Regions from separate parts of the Homo sapiens genome. Here region 2 is linked to region 1. A link is a loop called in an ENCODE intact Hi-C map of the cell type or tissue named here. Cell type or tissue: heart right ventricle. All regions are shown on one strand.

Evidence for each region. Peaks named below come from ENCODE experiments on the same cell type or tissue, not always from the same donor. Only the 100,000 strongest peaks of a DNase experiment are listed, where the experiment ranks them.
Region 2: it touches region 1 in a loop (5-fold over the local background); 86 of 110 quality-filtered maps call a loop at or near these places.

What each region holds. Positions count from the first base shown.
Region 1 is chr11:64,144,175-64,152,174 of GRCh38, forward strand. It overlaps MACROD1 (mono-ADP ribosylhydrolase 1), which reads right to left. Exons shown (of 11, transcript NM_014067.4): 3 at 7,065-7,181. Among named protein-coding and RNA genes, the nearest start is that of MACROD1, 18 kb to the right of the region's middle. RefSeq lists an enhancer at 1,793-2,294. In heart right ventricle, CTCF peaks have their summits at 2,080 (motif pointing left), 2,281, 4,654 (motif pointing left) and 4,853; DNase peaks (open chromatin) are centred at 2,079, 4,217, 4,647 and 6,967; H3K4me3 peaks cover 581 bases; H3K27ac peaks cover 2,482 bases.
Region 2 is chr11:63,818,714-63,826,713 of GRCh38, forward strand. SPINDOC (spindlin interactor and repressor of chromatin binding) reads left to right here. Exons shown (of 6, transcript NM_138471.3): 5 at 89-289. Among named protein-coding and RNA genes, the nearest start is that of SPINDOC, 9.3 kb to the left of the region's middle. In heart right ventricle, no CTCF peak of the experiment used is centred here; no DNase peak of the experiment used is centred here.

The sequences.
Region 1 (8,000 bases):
CTCTCTCCCCACAGAATGCTCTTGCCCCGACTTCTGACTTAGCACCCCGTCCAACCCAAGCACCCTCTCCTCCAGGCAGCCTTCCCCACTGCTTCCCTCCCCTGTAGGCCAGACTCCTGCCTCTCATGCACCATGGTTCCTTTTCCATTCACATGTGTTACCCCTTATCCGGAATTAGAGACTGTGTCCTTTGCAGCCCAGGCCCACCCCACGGCGTGGTGCACAGCAGCCGTATCATCTATGTATGTTGCATGGATGAAAGTGCCTGAGTTCGAATTCTGGCTCAGTCACCTGCCGAGGTGGGGCTTGTTATCTGATCCCCGAAAATGGGGTAACAATCCTGCCTGCCTCTCGGGCCTCTGAGAGCACTGAGCACATCCAGAGTGGCCAGGGCACCGGAAAGTGGCCCGGCCCCACCTGCTCTTGGCTTCCCCGAGGAGGAGGGAGCCCGGCCCCACCTGCGCTTGGCTTCCCCGAGGAGGAGGGAGCCCAGGGCCAGGCCCATGTTGCTAACAGGTTCCAGCTGCAAAGTCTGCTGTACAGCCAGCCCTGGACTCGTCGCTGGCCCGGCCATCTCCCCTGCCCACTGCGGAGAGGTTTCTGCTGTCGTGGTGGCCGGCAAGCCTCAGCAAACACATTAAAATCTGAAGTGACAGATAAAGCGATTTACGGCGACAGTTCAGCGTCAGATCACTTCCCACAAGGCAGTCCGCATCCCTGCGGGGCCCCTGCTTGGTAGTCCATCAAGGCGGTCTCTAAATCACTGACTCCAAGCAGTGCCCAGGGACAGCCGGACGCAGGGGCGGGTGGCCGCTCAGGTGGCCACTCAGGTTCTGGCCTGCTCCTTCTCACCAGGCCAGGCTCTGCTGGGCCCTCCAGGCGGCAGGAGAGGATGAGGCAGGGGCTGCCGGTGCTTGGGAGGAGGGCGGTGATAAGCGGCCAGCAGATTCTCACAAATCAAAGCCCCAAGACTTAAGGAGATAGAGCGCCACTTCATGACTTATTTTAAATAAATAAGCGGCTTAAAAATCTCCCTGCGAGGTCGGCTTGTCGCTGTGAAACATGGCTTCCCACCCGTCCCCGCCGCACACCTGGGCCCCTCAAAGGCTAGCTGACCCGCCTCGCCTCCCGCCACCTCCTTGCAGAATTAATTGGTCCCTGCGGCGTTGCGTGGCACTTTGTTCAGACCTTGCTCCTAGCACTTTGTCACATTATACTCTGCTTAGTAGCTCTCGCTCCTGACTTCCCAGTAATCATTTCCTGGGGACTCTCCGTGTGCCAGGCCCTGGGCCCAGGGCTGGACAGGCCTGAACTCCTGTCCTCCTCACCCCTGCCCTTCGGTGGAACTGATGCTGATGCCATTTCTCAGATGAGGAAGTAGAGGCCACGGAGTGGCCAGCAGGGGTGCTGGGACCCTGACCTGCTCCTGGCCACGGTGCGCACAGCCCATGCTCACTGCTCTGGGCTGGCATTGAAACAAAAGATCCCTTCCATCTTTGCACAAAGCCTTTCATCCATCTCTGCCCTGTCCTCTTATGACATGAAGGCCAAAGCCAGGCAGCTGGACCCCTGGGTTGGCCAAGAATGGGGATTTTTCTTTTTTTTTGAGATGGAATCTTGCTCTGTCACCCAGCAACCAGGATGGAGTGCAGTGGCACAATCTCGGCTCACCGCAACCTCCACCTCCCAGGTTCAAGCAATTCTTCTGCCGCAGCCTCCTGACTAGCTGGGACTACAGGCGCATGCCACTGTGTCCGGCTAATTTTTGTATTTTTAGTAGAGACCAGGTTTCACCATGTTGGCCAGGCTGCTCTCAAACTCCTGACCTCAAGCGATCCGCCCGCCTCGGCCTCCCAAAGTGCTAGGATAACAGGCGTGAGCCACCGTGCCTGGCCAAGAATGGGGATCTTTCTTTGTGCCCGGACATGTCCTGCCCAGGACTCTGCTATCTGTCAGGAACAAGAAGTCCACACACACAGGTCTGGTGCACCAGGAAACTCAAGGGCAGGGAGGTGGCCTAGTCAAGGTCACTGCACCCCCGTGGTAAAAAGGAGACATAAACACCCTGGCAGCCACAGCACCCCCTAGTGGATACCCTGAGACCGGCGCTCTCCCCAGACACAGGACTGAGGTCATAGGCAAGGCTGGAGAGGCAGGCACCGGCTCTGAGAACCTCCTCCTCCAGAAGAGGGGGCCTGCGGGGGCTCCCTGGCTTATCTCCTGCACATGGCAGCCCAATTTCATTAAGACGGATGCGCCATGCTCCTGTGGGCAGGAGCCGTGGCCGACACAGATGGCAGGAACCTGAGACTCTCCCGGGTGCTACCCAAGCAAGTGGCCTCAGCTGGCAGCCCACGGGGACAGGGCCCAGGGAGGCCTGCACTGTGCCTGAGGGTGTGGGGGTTTGTTCCGTCCCTGCAACTTCAAGCCCTGCCACCCGCCAGCCAGGCATCCCCACTTCTATGCTTCTGCCCAACCTCCCACCTCACTCCCACCACATCCCATACAAACACACATCACACCACACACACCCTCCATCACCCACACCCCATGCATCACACAAGCACAGACACACACACATCACGCACACACACGCATCACACACATCATACAAATGCATACGCACACCCCACACACATAGGCCAAACTCCTGACCTCACACACACACTCTATCACACACACCCCACGCATCACACAAGCACAGACACAAACATGCTACATCACAAACACACGCACCGCACACATCACACACACAGGCCAAACTCCTGACCTCACACACACACCATCACACACATCCCAATCACATCTCATAGCCCAATAATGTAAGAGTGGAAACCAGTCCTGAATTTCAAATGCCAGGAGATCAGTAGGGAAACAGAATCTGATTTTCTTATTTTTATTTGTTTTTTGAGACAGCATCTCACTCTGTTGCCCAGGCTGCAGTGCAATGGCACAGTCACAGCTCACTGCAGCCTCGACCTCCCAGGCTCAAGCAGTCCTCCCACTTCAGCCTCCCAAGTAGCTGGACTACAGGCATGCACCACCACACCCTACTAATCTTTTTTAATTTTTTTTTTGGTAGAGATAGGGTGCCACTGTGTTGCTCAAGTTGGTCTCAAACTCCTGGGCTCAAGCAATCTTCCTGCCTCAGCCTCTCAAAGTGCTGGGATTACAAGAGTGAGCCACCGCCTGCAGCCTCAGAGTCTGATTTTCTTTCTTTCTTTTTTTTTTTTTGAGATGGAGTCTCACTCTGTTGCCCAGGCTGGAAGGCAGTAACACAATCATGGCTCACTGCAGCCTTGACCTCCCAGGTTCAAGCAATCCTCCTGCCTCAGCCTCCTGGGTTCAAGTGATTCTCCTACCTCAGCCTCCCAAGTAGCTGGGATTACAGGTGCATGCCATCACGCCTGGCTAATTTTTGTATTTTTAGTAGAGATGGGATTTCGCCATGTTGGCCAGGCTAGTCTCGAAACTCCTGACCTCAAGTGATCCGCCTGTCTCAGCCTCCCAAAGTTCTGGGATTACAGGTGTGAGCCATCGTACCTGGCCCAGAATCTGATGTTCTATTATATATATATATATATTTTAGATAGGGTCTCACTCTGTCACCCAGGCTGGAGTGCAGTGGCACAACCATGGCTCACTGCAGCCTCAACCTCCCAGGTTCAAGCAATCCTCCTGCCTCAGCCTCCTGAGTAGCTGGGATTATAGGCACACACCACCATGCCGTATTATTTTTTTTTTTGTAGAGATAGAGTCTCACTATGTTGGCCAGGCTGGTCTCAAACTCCCGAGCTCAAGTGATCCTCTCGTCTCGGCCTCCCACGGTGCTGGGATTACAGGAGTGAGCTACTACGTCCCGCCCAGGGTCCGATTCTCAATGGCCTGACGGAGGTCACAGGCAGATGCCTCTTCAGGGAGGGGAAAGAGTGAGGGGGGCGGGCAGGGGGACACCTGGCAACTGCCCTCTCCAAGGATCCCCAGGGCCCTGCTGAGTGGCAAGAGAGATGCCCACAGCCTGGCTGGAGACCCCTTCAACCCCACAGCTTTTCAGGATGGAGGAGGGTGGGGGGTTGGGAGCTCTCCCCGCCCCCTTTCCCTCACAGCCCTCTCCTAGCTCCCACTGCACCCTTCCCCTCCACATCCCTGCAGCTGGACCCAAGCCCAGGCAGCGACAGCCCCTCCCATATGGCAGCAGGAACAAAGAGAACTGTTCCCCACAACAAAATCCAGAAGCTCCGGCGGGCGGCCAGATCTCAAGCTCCCAGCCCAGTGTGACCCACGGCGTTCTCCATGGGCCACTGACGCCCGCGGGGCCAGCACTGCTCCTGGCTTCAAAAATATAAATTTAAAAATCCCCACCCCAAGATAATTGCTCTCTCCTCTGGCTTATTGTGGTGGCTCCGTGGTAGGCACTGAGAAGCAATTATTCACGGCTAATGATTATAATCAAGTCAAATAGAATTTAATGGACACGTATTCTCTTCCTGCTTGAAACTTTACATATGAATTAAGCACATATGGGTTTCACGAGGCACAGACGCAGATTTATGCAGCCCCGAAAAGCCCTGCCGTTGCCAACGACTTTTATTCCACTAATAAACAGGCTGATATATGGGCTCCTGGGAACTGCAATCTCTGCTGCCCCCTGGTGGGCACAGGGGCTGGGGTGGGAGCCAAGGCCACCCAGGACCCTGGAGGCCTGACCAGTGCCAAAGCCACTTTGAACGCTGGGGTTCCACAAAGCCCTGGACGGCTGAAAGGAGACTCGGGCTCTGTGTGGGAAGCCCGTGTTCAGACCCTGCCTCCGTCATTCCCTGGGATTCCAGGCGGGTACCGGGTCCTCCTGGCTGTGAGAGTCTAGAACAAAAAGATCCCAGGAGAACACACCAAGAGGTGTATGGGTAAACTGAGGCAAGCAGGGGGAGGTGAAAGCTGATCATTTGCAGGAGGTACCATGTCCCTCGGCACCGCTGGGACAGGGGTGATGCCCAGAACGGCGCTGATGACACCAGTTTCAGCACCAGTGCGAGGTGCTGAGCCCCGATTCCCGCCAGGTGCTGAGTGACCGTCATTTGCACGTCACGTGCATCAGCTCCGAGTGCCCCCAGTAACCTGACGGGTGGTTTCTTCACCACCCTCATTTTGCAGAGGAGGAAACAGAGGCCTAGGCAAGGACACAGAGAAGGGGAGTCCACAGAGAAACTCAGCCAGCACTGCCCCAGCCCTGGCCCTGGTGCAAATGGAGCTGGCACTAAACCGCTTCTGATGGAGCTGCTGCATCCAAAACCTGGCGACTCCCAAGGGCACTTAGGAAGCAGTGTTAATCACGCCCACAGCCCGGGTGCAGCCTCCGGAGCGCCCCCATTCCATCTGAACCCATCAACACCCCACCTTGGTCCCTGCACCCTTTCTCCTGGCCCATGTTGCAGCGAACCACCAACCCAAGGGGGACAGAGCTCACAAGATGCCTCATTTTCCCTCCGGCCACTTTGCAGCTCAGCAAGAAGGTACCGCTGCAGTACCTCTCACACGCTTGCCAGTGACTGGCAGGGCTGGAGTACCCACTGGCCTGCCTGACTGCCCCCTCAGCCACAGCCCCAAGGCTCTGCCCTTCTGCTCCAGGCCAGCCCCTCCTGGGCACAGGCAGCAAGAACGCCCTTCTCCCCTAGGCCGCTGTAATGTCTGCCAACCCAGATGTGGCTTTGTCTTAGCTGTGTGTCCTCAGATGGACTAGCAGTTCTCATCCTAGTGGCCCTAGAGAAACACACCAGAACCACCTGCAGAAGCCCAAGGTGACCCTAGCTCTCCCTGCTGCCCTCAGCCAGCCACACTGAGCAGAAACTCCTGCCTACGTGTAACCTGTCACCTGTGTGCCTAGACAGGGAATGTGCGGGCAAGGCACCCCCATATGACTATCCAGCTTTGCAGTCAACAGTGGGAAGACGCATAGAGCAAGGTTGCTTCAGGAAACACAACTCAGACCCCACGGACCAGGCCCGGGGCGGCCGAGTGAACTCCCCTCTCCGGATCCTAGAGCCTGTCACTCACAGAGATTAACGGAAATGCTCACAGCATCAGCACCACCATGCCCCAGAGTCACTGGGGGACAGCGCTGGGGCCAGGCACGACCGCTACAAGCGCAAAGTGGGGACGAAGGAGACTCGAGAAGCTCCTGGGGGTGCCCTGGGCCTGCACAGGTTAGGGAGGGGCTGGCACAGCAGGGTTTTCCCTGTGAGCTGGAGCCCAAGACGAGAGGACCTGCCCCCCATATTCAGGGTCTGAGAAAGAGGCCCCCCTTCCTCCAATGCTTGGTGCAGATGCCAGGTAAGCAAAGGAGCAAGCGAGCAGGCGGGCGAGGGCCGGGGTTCAGCCGCCACTCAACCTGTTCCACAAGCCACCTGCTCGACTTAACCAGCCCTTGGCACCCCATGCCAAAGTCCTTTCCTGGCGCCTTTGACCTTGCCAGACAACCACTAGCTGTGTGGAGTAGCAGCCCCCTTCCTCCCTCCCACAAAGAGGCAGCCGGCTCCCATACTCATCACAATAAACTGCCAAGCCAGCAAGAGGCGAGCGCAGGAAGCTGAGCAGCTCCTGTTTCTAGGCTCTGGAAAGCTGCCAGGGCATGGCAGGGGACCTCTCTGCCCCCACTATCCCTCGACAAGCTCCCTCACCCGCCCAGGTCTGAAGCGGGGGCAGGCCAGGCCAAAGGCAGAGGAAGGCAGGTGCTGGTTGGGGCTTCTGTGGCCCCCCAAGGTCAGACCTCCCCGCTGTGGCCTCTGCCTTCCTGGCAGGGCAGCCCAGTTTCAGCCCAGCTCTCCCCCTTCCCCGGCCACTAATGGGTCTCAGTGGAGCAAGGCGCCCCCGACACAGCAGGTCAGGGTTTCAAGGGAAGAGGAGCCCGAGTGGCCGACACGTTGGGCTGCCATGGCGCCAGCAGGCTGTCCTTGCCAGCAACCCGAGCCTCACTGGAGCCAGGTGGCGTCCACCCAGGCCTGGCACAGCAGAGCAGAGCAAAGGCAACAGGGCGGCCACCAGGTCTCTGGTTCAGGCCAGCCACTCACCGGCGTTGACGATGGCGTCCACCTCCAGCTTGGTGATGTCGCTGCGGAGCAGGGAGATTTTCTCATTGAGCTGCTTGTCCTTTTTATACCTGGGCTCCTCCACCTTCACAGCCACCCCTGGAACAAGTAGGGGCCGGGGAGGTCACAGCGAGGCTGCCCACTGCAGAGGGACCCAGCCAGGGCCCAGGGGCCAGGGCCTTCCCTATCGACCTCCCTCCACCTCCAGGGGCAGCCTGCAGCACGATGACTGCTGACCCAGTACCAGGAACCCACACTGAGGAGCACCTACTGCGTGCTAAAATCACGCGGGGACTCCTTGCATCTTCACAGCAAGGCCACCAGCAGGTACAGTGCCAATATCATCTATCCCATTTCACAGAGGTAGAAACTGAGGATTAGGTGGGTCAGAGACTTGCCTAGGGTTATGGGTCACCAGGCCTGCTGTCTCACCAACACACCCCACTGTAAGCAACCAAATCGCAGCTTCAAACCCCAGCTCCCCACAAGCAAGTAATCTCGGGCAGGTGGCTCACCTAACCTAGGGCTCTGTTTCCAACCATACAATGGGGATAAAAATTGCACTTGTTGTGTTAATAATTGAATGAGATGGCCAGGCGCAGTTGCTGACGCCTGTAATCCCAGCACTTTGGGAGGCCGTGGCGGGCAGATCACTTGAGGTCAGTAGTTCGAGACCAGCCTGGCCAATATGGTGAAACCCCATCTCTACTAAAAATACAAAAATTATCCAGGCATGGTGGTGCATGTCTGTAATCCCAGCTACTCAGGAGGCTGAGGCAGGAGAATCGCTTGAACCCGGGAGGTGGAGGTTGCAGTGAGCCAAGATCGAGCCATTGCACTCCAGCCTGCGCAAAAAGAGTGAAATTCCATCTCAAAAAATAAAATAAAATAATTGAATGAGGTGATACACGCGGAGCA
Region 2 (8,000 bases), 330 kb before region 1:
CAGTGAGGATGGAGCAGGGCCTGGGCGCAGGGCGCCTGCAGCTCCTGAGGCTTTTTCACTCACAGTTCCATCCCGTCCTCCCTTCCAGAGCCCCCATCGCCAGACTCGCCCACGGAGACTTTCGCAGCACCAGCCGAGGTCCGACACTTCACTGACGGCAGCTTCCCCGCCGGCTTCGTCTTGCAGCTCTTCTCCCACACCCAGCTCAGGGGCCCAGACAGCAAGGACTCACCCAAAGACAGGGAAGTGGCAGAAGGAGGCCTTCCCCGGGCGGAGAGCCCCTCTCCAGGTGAGCCCTCCTGAGAGGGAAGCACAGTAGGGACCTCGCAGGCAGCGCTCCTGGGCCAGGCCTCAGAGAGGCTGCTCTATGGCAGAGCCCACAGTAGGGGTGGGTGGGGTGGGTGGGGTGGGTGGTGCTCAGGTTTCCTGGTACACGGGGCCGGGGCAGGGGATCTGAATGATGAGGAAGGCTGGCCTGAAAGCTGAGCTTTTCTTTTTCTGTTTGTTTGTTTTTTGAGACGGAATCTTGCTCTGTTGCCCAGGCTGGCATGTAGTAGCACAAGCCCGGCTCACTACAACCTCTGCCTCCCAGGTTCAAGCAATTCTCCTGCCTCACCCTCCCTAGTAGCTGGGATTACAGGCGTGCGCCACCATACCCGGCTAATTTTTGTATTTTTAGTAGAGACAGGGTTTTCCCATGTTGGCCAGGTTGGTCTCAAACTCTTGACCTCAGGTGATCCAACTGCCTTGGCCTCGCAAAGTACACCACGCCTGGCCTATTTTTTTATTTTTTATTTTTTGAGACAAGAGTCTTGCTCTGTCGCCCAGGCTGGAGTGCAGTGGCGCGATCTCGGTTCAGTGCATCCTCTGCTTCCCAGGTTCAAGCGATTCTCCTGCCTCACCCTCCTGAGTAGCTGGGATTACAGGCGTGTGCCACCATGCCCAGCTAATTTTTGTATTTTTAGTAGAGACAGGGTTTCGCCATGTTGGCCAGGCTGGTCTCGAACTCCTGACCTCAGGTGATCCACCTGCCTCAGCCTCCCAAACTGCTAGGATTACAGGCGTGAGCCACCGCACCTGACCAGGTGGGCTTTTCTTAGTGTTTCCTTGTTTCCTGGAATTGGTCACTGGGTCCGGGTAGGCCAGTGTTTCCCAGAAGCCTGATACTGATTTCCACACATGCAGTTTGTTCTAGCTAGAGCCTGAGGGGTGCCCACCTTACCCTGGTGGAGCTGAGGCCCAGATGGGGCCACTCAGCAATTCAGTTAGGTGTCCAGAGAATAGATAAGATGAGCAGTGGACAGACACCTCCAGGGGACACCAGCTCAGTAAATTGCCTCATAACAGCAGTAAGTGCTTGTGTTGTTTGGGCTCCTACTGAGTTTAAGAAGCTTACATACAAGGCAAGTCGTGGTGGCTCACGCCTGTAATCCCAGCACTTTGGCAGGCTGAGGCGGGCAGATCACCTGAGGTCGGGAGTTTGAGACCAACCTGGCCGATATGGCGAAACCTCATCTCTACTAAAAATATAAAAATTAGCCAGGTGTGGTGGCAGGCGCCTGTAATCCCAGCTACTTGGGAGGCTGAGGCAGGAGAATTGCTTGAACCTGGGAGGTGGAAGTTGCAGTGAGCCGAGATTGCGCCACTGCACTCCAGCCTGGGCAACAGAGTGAAACTCTGTCTCCAAAAAAAAAAAAAAAAAAGAAGCTTACATACAGTTTATTTGGCCCTTACAAAAATAACTTGTATAGAAGGGCAGATGTCCATTCCTTTTTCCAAAAGGGAAAACCATTTCTCAAAGAAATGGTTCCTTCTTCCCCATGGTCCTTATGTCAGTTTCCTATTTGCTGCTGTAACAAATCACACAAATCTAATGGCTTAAAACAACACACATCGGGCCGGGCGCGGTGGCTCACGCCTGTAATCCCAGCACTTTGGGAGGCTGAGACGGGCGGATCACGAGGTCAGGAGATCGAGACCATCCTGGCTAACACGGTGAAACCCCGTCTCTACTAAAAATACAAAAATTAGCCGGGCATGGTGGCGCACGCCTGTAGTCCCAGCTACACGGGAGGCTGAGGCAGGAGAATGGCGTGAACCCGGGAGGCGGAGCTTGCAGTGAGTCGAGATCGCGCCACTGCACTCCAGCCTGGGCGACAGAGCGAAACTCCGTCTCAAAAAAAAAAAAAAAAAACAACACACATCGCTTGTGCCTGTAGTCCCAGCCACTTGGGAGGCTGAGACAGGAGGATTGTTTCAGCCCAGGAGTTCAAGGCTGCAATGAGCTATGATCACACCACTGCACTCCAGCCTGGACGACAGAACGAGACCCTCTCTAAAAACAAAACAAAACCCAAATTTATTATTTTACAGTTCTGGAGGTCAGAGGTCCAAAATGGGTCTCACTGAGCTAAAATCAAGCTGTTGGCAGGGCTGTGTTCCTTCCTGGAAGCTCTAGGGGAAAATCTATTTTCTTGACTTGCCCAGCTCCTAGAGGCTGCCTGCATTTCTTGGCTTGTGGCCTCCTTCCATCTTCAAAGCCAGCAGTGGCTAGTAGAGTCTTTCTCAGATACTGTCCTGGGTTCCGGCTCATCTGCCTCTTCCCCATTCAAGGACCCTCATGATTATATTGGGCTACTCAGTCCAGGATAATCTCTTTTTGAGTCCGCTGATGAGCAACCTTAATTTCATCTGTAACCTTCATTCCCCTTTGCCATGTAACAAAACATTCACGGGTTCCAGGGATTAGGGTGAGGGGCATCATTCTGCCAACCACACATGACCCAGCAGACAGAATTAGGATGAGACTGGAATGTAGTCCAGCAGGGCAGAGACCAAGCCTAGTCCTCTGTTCACCTCTCCATGCCAAGCATAGTTTACAGGCGCTCAGGAAATGCTTCTTGAAGAAGTGAATAGGTAGGAGTGCACGTCTCCTTGTACCAACTTGTCTGAAATGTGTGTTTGAAACTAGAGCCATAGAATGATGGCCAACGAGGTGGCTGGAGGCTCTCCTGAGAGTAGGGCTCTCAAAAAGCAGGTGTGCTTTTGTTTTTGTTTTTTGAGACAGAGTCCCTGCCCAGGCTGGAGTACCATGGCGCCATCATAGCTCACTGCAACCTCAAACTCCCAGGCTCAAGCAGTCCTCCTGCCACAGCCTCCTGAGTAGCTGGGACCACAGGTGTGCATCTCCACACCAGGCTAATTCTTAAATTTTTTGTAGAGACAGGTTTTCACTGTGTTGCCCAAGCTAGTCTCCAACTCCTGGGTGCAAGCAGTCCTCCCACCTGGGCCTCCCAAAGTTCTGGGATGACAGGTGTGCTTTTTTGCATAAAGAAAAAAGCCTTGGCTAGGCACAGTGGCTCACAGACCTGTCATTCCCAGCACTTTAGGATGCCAAAGTGGGAAGATTGCCTGAGGCTAGGTGTTCGAGACCAACCTGAGCAACATAAGGAGACTCCATCTCTAGAAAAATTTTTTAAATTAACTGGGCATGTTGGTGTGCACCTCTAGTCCCTACTAAGACTAGAGGCTAAGGCAAGAGGATCACTTGAGCCCAAGAATTTGAGGTTGCAGTAAATTCTGATTGTACTCCAATCAGATTGTACTACTGTACTCCAGCCTGGGCAACTGAGCTAGACTGTCTAAAAAAAAAAAAAAAAAAAAAAAAGAAACAAAGAAAAAAGGCAGCGTATTATGTACTCCTTTAGTCACACTCCACTCACCCCTCACAAAGTTTTTCTTTGTGTTCACTGCTATACCACTCTTAATTTGGTTTGTATCCTTCAGAGAGAGCTCTCTGTGTGTTTGCGTGTGTGTGTAGTTGCTTTTGTTTATTTGCCTAAATTTGAGCCCCCCGTTTTCTGATCTCGAGGCAGGCCTCACCCCTTCACGTAGATCACAGTTTTAACTGTCTCAAGTTTCAGCTTGAGTCACATTCCAGTCCTGGCTCCCTGAGACCGAGTGTGCTGCTTGGACTTGAGCGTGTCCCGAGTCTCCTGGTCCTCTCCGGTGGATCCCTGCTCTAAATGGCTGACCTCTTCCACTGTCTAATGGGTCTTCTGATTTCATTCTCGAAAGGGAGCCCTCATTTCAAGTCCTGGGGTACCCTGTGCGCAAACTCCATCTATCTGGAGTGGTGAGTAGATGAGAAGAGAATCCCTGAGATTCTAGGTTTCTTTGGGGTGAGTGGGCAAAGTCTGAGAGGAAGGGGCTTCAGCAGGCTGCTTGAGTGATCTGAGGGGGCGGAGGCAATTGTAGGGTGTTGTCAGCAGTGGCAGCCTTCGTGGAGGTTGGAGATGCCTGGGAAACCATAGAGGATACCTCACTGGTACACAAGTGTTCCTGGAGCCTGTGCCCGAGGGAGGCACCCTGGGAGATGGCATGAGTGAGACAGCCTTTGTCCCCCAAAATTCTGTGTCCAGGTATATAGGCTGGAGGCAGTAAATCTTTAAAAACCAGGGGCCCCCGTGGCGGTTCTTTGCGGAGCAGAGGCTCTGGACCTGTGGTTTCAGACGATCTCACGAACCCAAAGCTTGGACAGATTTCTCAGAAACCTGTGAGGCTTCGACCAAAATGTCTCTACTTTCTGTGTTGTTATGTACGTATTGAAGTTCTCTGAAGACTTTATTTAAATAAAGATCCTGCCACTTTAAAAAAAATTAGAGGTGTAAAAATCGTGGATTTAACAGTTGGAAAAGGCCACCTGTGGTCAGGTTAGCTGAGCTGATGAATGTGAATGTGAGGTAGTCCAGGAAGACTCTAGAACCTTCTGAGGACCTTGCCAGAGGAGGATGGGGAGAGTGTGCAGGCCAGGAGAGGAGGTGGGCCACAATGACCCACTGACAAGTAATGGAAAGAGGAGCCTCTCTGTCTTGCTGGTGTTTTTCTTTTTTTTATTTTGGAGATGGAGTCTCGCTCTGTCGCCCAGGCTGGAGTGCAGTGGCGTGATCTTGGCTCACTGCAAGCTCCGCCTCCTCCCAGGTTCACACCATTCTTCTGCCTCAGCCTCCCAAGGAGCTGGGACTACAGGCGCCCACCACCACACCTGGCTAATTTTTTGTATTTTTAGTAGAGACGGGGTTTCACTGTGTTAGCCAGGATGGTCTCGATCTCCTGACCTCGTGATCTGCCCGCCTCAACCTCCCAAAATGCTGGGATTACAGGCGTGAGCCACTGCACCTGGCCTGTTTTTCTTTTTCTTTTTTTTTTTTGGAGATGGAGTTTTGCTCTTGTCGCCCAGGCTGGAGTGCAGTGGTGCAATCTTGGCTCACTGCAACCTCCGCCTCCCAAGTTCAAGCGATTCTCCTTCCTCAGCCTCCTGAGTAGCTGGGATTACAGGCGTGCGCCACCACGCCTGGCTAATTTTTTTGTATTATTAGTAGAGATGGCGTCTCACCCTATTGGCCAGGCTAGTCTCAAACTCCTGACCTCGGGTGATCCGCCCACCTCGGCCTCCCAAAGTGCTGGGATTACAGGCATGAGCCACTGCACCTGGCCGGTCCTTCTCTTTATGATCTCGTGGTTACGGTGGGCTGATCACTCACTCCTTCCTGGAGACAACTTTCTTCCCTTGGCTTTTCAGGCAGCTGCTCGCCTGGTGTTCCTCTTCCCTCACTAACTGTTCCTTCTCAGTTTCTCTTGCCGCTCACTCTCAGCTCCCAGAGTTGGAACACGTCGTATCATTGTCTGCCTTTCCCTTTCTAGAATGTAAGGGCCTGCAGGTTAGGGTGTTTGCGTCCTGCACTATAATATCTGCGGTAACCAGAACAGTGCCTGGCACAGCGTAGGCCCGGCTTATGTGTTTGGTGAATGAGTACGTGCTTAAGTATCCGCAGCCGTGGGTCAGTGTCGGTACTCGCTCCCTGGGAGATCTCATCCAGGTTCACAGCTTTCAATGACATGTGTGTGCTCATAATGCCCACCTTGGCTGCTCCTTCCTGGTTCCATCCTCTTTTCCAGTTGCCCAGGTGGCGTCTCTACATGGGTGTCTAAAAGATCTCAAACATTGTGCCACCGCACTCCAGCCTGGCGACAGAGCGAGACTCCATCTCAAAAAAAAAAAAAAATCTCAAACTCGCCACATTGAAACTGAACCCCCAGTCTCACCAATGCACCCTACCCCTAGACTCCACAATCTTCCCTTTCCCAGTGAACAGGCAGCCCCAGGCTTCAGTTTGCTGTGACCACACCCACACAGTCATCCTCTTCTTTCTCCAGCCCAGCATCTGTCCAGCAGCCGATCCTCCAAAACAAGTTCAGAGCTCACACTGCTGTCACCACATCCACTGCTGCTACCCTAGTCAGGGCCGGCTCTCGCCTGGTTCCTGTAACAAACCTAAGCCAGGTCTCCTGGCTGCTGAGCTTTGCCCGCTATGCTCTGCTCTCCTGTAGCAGCCAGAGTGTCCCTGCTGAGAACACAAGTCAGATCCAGTCACTCCTCTACTCATGGCCTTTCTGTGCTGCTCCTGTTGCACTCCAGATAAAAGCCAGAGCCTTCATGGTGACTAGTGAGCTCCCCACAGGCTCCTGACCTCTCCCCCCACATCCCGCTCCCCGCACAGGCACTGGCCTTGCTGTTCCTGGGGAAGCCAGCGTGCTCCACCAGGGCATCCACATTTGCTCCTCCCTCTGCTCAAAATGCTGTTCCCTCCCTGTCTGCCTCACTGGCTCCTCACTCCCTCTGTGTCTGTGGTCCCCTGTCAGCTTTCTGCTATCCTATTATCCTATCTCCTTTCCCTGGTGTACTTTGCTACTTTGCATCTGTCCATATATAACATACTGCATTTTTTATTTGTTTATCCTATTTATTAGCTCTGATAAATAGAATGTGAAGTCCCAGAAGGCCACTTAGGGAGCTCCATTCACCGCTGTACCCCTAGCAATCCAAACGGCATTGGGCATATAGTACTCAATAAATTATTGTCAAATTAATGAACAAATGGGGTTCAGTGTTCCTTCAGGGAGCCTATAGTTTATCAGGGAGACAAACTGTGTTCTGGGAACACAGAATAGCATTTGGTAGGTGATAAAAATGGGGTGGCAGCCACTAAGTCATTTTAAATTCCAGCACATCGCACAGCAAAATTGTACCTGTTTTCTGTGCCACATTTTAAATAATCGTGTCTCTAAAAACAGGGTAGAAAAGGAACACACACAAATAAATCCTTCCCAATATAGACAGTGCAGTAGTTGAAATCACCATCTTCTGTTTTTGCCTTTCAATGTAATGTAACTTTTTTTTTTTTTGAGACAGTCTCACTCTATTGCCCAGGCTGGAGTGCAGTGGCGTGATCTTGGCTCACTGCAACCTCCACCTCCCAGGTTCACGCGACTCTCCCGCCTCAGCCTCCTGAGTAGCTGGGATTAGAGGGGTGCACCACTATGCCTGCCTAATTTCTTTGTATTTTAGTAAAGGGGTTCTCCATGTTAGCCAGGCTGGTCTCAAACTCCTGACCTCAAGTGATCTGCTCACCCTGGCCTCCCAAAGTGCTGGGATTACAGGCATGAGCCATCATGCCCAGCCCTAATGTAACGTAACCTTTGCACACGTCCCTGTTGCGTGCTCGTTTTTTATGGCTGCACGCAGCCACGGCAGTCCTCAGTCCTCTTTCCTCTGCCTCGAGGCCCAGCTTTGCCCATTATGAGTGCCTTCTCCATACTGGTAAGGTGGACACCTGGTCTTGGTGATGTAGGTGTTGACACTCAGGAGATAAAGAGCCTGGTGGAAGTTCGCCAGGGGTCTTTTCTGTCCCCCACGTAGTCCCTCATGAGCTCCTTGGTGGGCACAGCTATGCCTTAGACTGCTTCTGGGTGTTCCCACCCCATCACCTCTGCCCCACTCAGGCAGAACCCGTTAGGCTAGGATGCCCAGTAAGTTTGAGATAAAATGGAGTTGGCTGCAGGTAGGAGTTACAGGAAGAGGCACGAGCACCAGGCGTCCCTGTGCCAAAATACACACAGGAGGAAGGCTGCCTGGCTTCAGCTGGCTTGTCCCTAGGGAG